Linked DNA regions of Homo sapiens: region 1 is linked to region 2. Evidence: read pairs that join two places in POLR2A ChIA-PET (ENCODE). Cell type or tissue: OCI-LY7. All regions are shown on one strand.

Region 1 (2,500 bases), 890 kb before region 2:
GTGCATATTTTGGAATAAAAATAGTTATAATGATAGTTATAGCTTAACCTATTGAGCGTTTACTGTGTGTAGGCACTTAGTACTTTACATATTGTAACTCACTGAATCCTTCCTTCTACCTTACAATAATAGTAGGTATAATGCTCATTCCGCAGAAGAGGAAACATGCTCAGATAGGGCAAGTAATTTGTCTAAGGTCACAAAGCTAAGAAAATGAGAAACCAGCTCAAAATTATTAAATCTGAACATAGATTTTCTTGGGAAATTACTGTTAAATTTCTCAAATAGATTGTAAGTGACCTTTAGAGACCTTCATTTCACTTACTTCATTTATTTATACATGACCCACCTAAGGCAAAGCATTTAGTTTCTTTAAGCGCAAGTTTCGTCATCTGAAGAATGGACAAATAATAATACCACCTCCCCCACCCCACCCCAGAGTTTCTGTGAGGATTAAATGAGATAATGCATATGCAGTGCCTGGCCCATAGTAGATGTTCAGTATATTTTTTACCATCATTTGTTAATTTGACAAGTAGTCAAATTAGTGATGCACATCAGAATCATCAGTGGAAACTTTTCAAATATTGAGGTCTGGGTCCCAAAGTGGGGTATTTTGAAAAGTTCCCCAAGTGATTCTGATTCACATTCCCTTATGAGAATCACTGCTGAATGTGACCAATATTCATTAAGGAAGCATTTTGCTCAAGGCATTTTGCTGTGTGCTAAGAGAGGTGTCAGATGCACAATAATGGCAAAAGTCACATAAAAATAAGTAAATTACTATGAGAGATGAGTGAGTCCTCCTGCAGCAATCAGGAAAGTCCTCATAGAGGCAATCACAGTGGGCTGGGCTTGAAGGCACAGCAGGGTTAGCTTGCCAAGAATGGTGGCAGGGCAGTGAGTGAAGGTAAGTGGCATGATGGTGCAAATAATGTCACTGGTGCCACTACTGGCTGGGACATGGAGTCTGGGGAGAGTCGGGAGATGAAGCCAGGTGGTTGGCTGCAGTCAGAGAATGGAAGCTCTTGGACTTCTGACCAGTTGGGTTTGCACTGCATTTAGAGGACCACGACAAGCCATTAAGATTTTCTGAGCCAGAGAGGGAAATGCTCAGAACTATCCTTTCACCTGTTAAGTCTGGCACTCAAATAAATTAGAAAGTATAGAACCCAAAGGCAAGAAATGAGCAAGGCCAGAGACATCTGTTGCATCAGCCCAGGCCTCAGAATAGGAGCTTGGACTAGGCAGGGTACTGACAGGTGGTTAGGCTAAAGGAACAACTATATAAACCTGGAGACTGAATTAGCTGTTGGGGGAGGGGTGGTGAGAGGAAGAAGAAGTGAAGATGACTTTGAGATTTGAGCCTGCGTGATGGGAAGAACAGCACTGTGACCAGAAAAAGGGAAGTGGGGGTATGAGCTGGGTGGGGGGAGGGAAGATGATGAGCTGAATGTGTTGAGCTGGAGATGCCTGGGCACAAGGTACACATATCTAGGAGTTAGGTGGCACTGTGGAGCTTAAAGGAGAGATCAGGGCTACACACAAACAAATAAATAGAACACAAAGTGAGTCAGCTGCACTGAGGGGTGTCGCTTCAGCCTTGGCAATGGTAGAACTCTGTGGGAAGGAGAGTAGAGCAGGGATTCTTAACCAAAGATCTGTGGATAGGATTTTTGTTTGAGGGTGTCTGTGAACTTTTTAACATTTTAAGCAGAATATTACTATGTATATTAAAAAGCCCACAATCTCATTGGATAAGTTACTCTAAACAAGGTTAAAACCTACTAATATATATATAGGAGAGGTGGGCTGAGATGCTTCTCATGGAATTTTCACATCGTAGGTAGGAACAAAATATTCCAGCCAATCTCTGCAGTCTTGACTGTCATACCTCAGACTGTGGTGGCTGTTTTATTATTATTTTTTTTAATCAGGGCCAGACTGTTTGGTCAAGATTGTCTTAAAAATGTTTCTTCTTTCCAAGATATTCAATGGGGAAAGAATAATCTTTCCACAAGTGTGGTGAGATAAGTGGATATCCACATGCAAAAGTATCCATCTGGACCCTCTGACTCTCACTAAATACAAAAGTTAACATAAAATTGGTCAAAGACCTAACTGTAATAGCTAAAACTATAAAACTCTTAGAAGGCAACATCCTCAAAGACATAATTTTTGTGACCTTAGTTTGGCCAATGATTTCTTAGATATGGCACCTGAAGCCCAAGCAACCAAAGAATAAACTGAACGTCATCAAAAATTCAACTTTTGTGTTTCAGGGACACTATCAAGAAAGCAAACAGACAACCCATAGAATGGTAGAAAATATTTATAAATTATATGTCTGATAAGAATCTAGAATATGTAAAGAACTTTTACAATTCAACAATAAAAAAATACAGTTAAAAATAGGCAAAGGATTTGAATAAACATGTATCCAAACAAAATATAAAACAGGCCAATAAGCACATGAAAATATGCTCAACATCATTAGCCA
Region 2 (2,500 bases):
GAATTAAGACATTAGCAACCAGGATGGAAAAACACAAATTTGTAAATGATGGCCAGGTTTGCAAGCAAAAATTAAATTGATAAATGGCAGCACCCCCACTACCAGCTATAGTTAGACTGATGAAAAATCCTCTAATGTTCATGCCTGAAATACAGTTACCACCCTTAGCAGCAAATTAGAGGCAAAGAAGTTCTGGAATTTGGACGTTGTCTCTGAGTAAGCTCTTTGAGACACTGGACAAGTAATTTCCTTCTGAATACTCTTATACTGACACATAGGAGAAGTGTCAGTGTTTCAAAGGAATCTCTTTGAAGGCTACTACATTGCTTTAGGGGTGCCAGATTACCAGAGTAAACTGCCAGTTTGAGAGAATAACTGTTTCTTAAGAGATGGTCTGAAACCTAAGTAAGGAAATCCCCCCACTTGAAAGCCCCTAGGAAGTTAATTGCTTTTGGCAAATTATCTTGGGCCCCAAAAGTCCCTTGATGAGCACATGTTTTGTAATAGGTACTAAAGACTATTTACTTATGATGAAAAATAAAATAACACAATTTAAAACTTGAAATTGATAAAAAGCAACTTGAAACCAAATTTAGGACAGTGAACCCATCCCTTTCTTATTTTTAAATAGGTAAATATAGAAAAAATGACCACATGATGTGAAACAAAAAGCAAATATTTAAAAACTACATTTATACTTTATCTCACCACACTAATGTAAAGAATTTTGATTTTACTTATAAATTCTTAGCCTTGTCTACACATATACATAATTGCATGTTTAATTTGAGCTATATATAGTCTGTTTTTTGTTCCTTTGCATGTTACACAAACCTTTTTCTATTTCTACATAATTTTTATCTCATATTTTTTATTGGATACATTATAGAGAGAGCATTTATTAAATGAGCTGGGATTACTATAATTTTTATTATTTATTTTTTAATTTATTACTTATTTTTATAATTTACTATTGAAAAAAAGCATTTCTTAAATGTACTGGGATACATATATATATATGACTTTTTCTTGTTACTAAAAAATTACTCATAGAACTTACATATTAAAATTTTAGGACTTGTGATGAAAAATAATAAAATAATTCAAAACGATAAAAAGCAACATAATTTTATATGTTGTACCTTGTACTTCCTTATAAGGTACAACACTACAATAGCCTTAGTGTGTAGTTTTCTTTTTGCTATGTATGTATATATATATTCATAAAAGTGGAAAAATAACATTTAATAAATCCTCTTTATTTTCTGGAAAATCCTTGCTTTAAAAAAAGTCTTTAGCTTTTTATATAGTTCTACTTCTAACACCAATTAAATATCTTCAATTCAGTCTCAAGCAGGAACAAATCTTCAGTCCACTTGCCTACCTTTACTGTCTTTGAAGTGACAGTGTGAGTAGTAAAGCCCAAATCAGAGAGAAATTGACTTTTGTAAGATTGGTAACTTCACCTTCCCCGGAAGGAAATGAGGTGGTTCTTCCCTTTGATCACAACTGCTTTCTTGATTTGAAATAAACTGTTGTACAGCCCAGTCACCCCATCTTTAGACATTTAGAAATGGCAATCATAGTTATATAGGACAACTAGCCTGAGTCCCACTAAGTAGAAATGATAGTGAATTTAGTATAAGATTATACCTTTAGGCTGGGCAGGTGACTCACACCTGTCACCCAGCACTTCAGGAGGCCAAGGTGGGTGGATCATGGATCACTTGAGATTAGGAGTTTGAGACCAGCCTGGCCAACATGGCAAAAACCCAACTCTACTGAAAATACACAAATTAGCTGGGTGTGGTGGCGTGCCTGTTATCTCAGCTACTCGGGAGGTCGCGGCAGGAGAATCACTGGAACCTGGGAGGTGGAAGTTGCAGTGAGCCAAGATCATGCCACTGCACTCCAGGCTGGGCGACAGAGTGAGACTCCGTCTACAAAGAAAACAAAGAAACAAAAAATCATACCTTTAGAGCAAGGCCAGCCTTGTGAATTAGCAAATCTGACTACAAATTCAATCAGCAGATGTACTCAGCCCAGCAAAGTGAGCAAGCTTACTATAGGTTGTGTTAAGGCATGGACTGGGATAAACTGGCAAAATTAGAGTAAATTTGACAATTTGACATTGGATTCATTAATGATAGCCTGTCCTTCAATGAAGTCAGGCAGCATTGTGTTTCTATTCACCTCTGTGTTTTGTGAGGCTATAAAAATATAAGATATGAGAAATGTGAATACTTTTTATTTGTGAGGGCAGATATCTTGAAAAAGAGAGCGAGAGGAAGTCAGAGTATGCGGGTGAAGACTCTTGTTTTTTTGCTGAGGATTTAGCTTTGGTTTTTAGCCATTCTCACAGAGATCATTGGTCCTAATTAACTGGTTGTTGTTGTTTTTTTTCATGTGAATGTCTGTAAGGTTTCAGGCTTGATTTTAAAAATTGGGCCTATACTCACAGAAAGACAAATACTGCATGATCTCGTTTATATGTGGAATC

Evidence for each region. ChIA-PET counts read pairs that join two places held together with the same protein. Peaks named below come from ENCODE experiments on the same cell type or tissue, not always from the same donor. Only the 100,000 strongest peaks of a DNase experiment are listed, where the experiment ranks them.
Region 1: POLR2A ChIA-PET joins it to region 2 with 5 read pairs; 1 of 35 experiments calls an interaction of 5 or more read pairs at or near these places.

Annotation. Positions count from the first base shown.
Region 1 is chr10:88,107,004-88,109,503 of GRCh38, forward strand. No RefSeq gene overlaps it. Among named protein-coding and RNA genes, the nearest start is that of PTEN, 240 kb to the left of the region's middle. In OCI-LY7, CTCF peaks have their summits at 1,516 and 1,723; DNase peaks (open chromatin) are centred at 878 and 1,368; H3K4me3 peaks cover 1,549 bases; H3K27ac peaks cover 2,500 bases.
Region 2 is chr10:88,993,883-88,996,382 of GRCh38, forward strand. The region is part of intron 1 of FAS (Fas cell surface death receptor); the gene reads left to right. Among named protein-coding and RNA genes, the nearest start is that of FAS-AS1, 2.2 kb to the left of the region's middle. In OCI-LY7, no CTCF peak of the experiment used is centred here; no DNase peak of the experiment used is centred here; H3K4me3 peaks cover 2,160 bases; H3K27ac peaks cover 2,293 bases.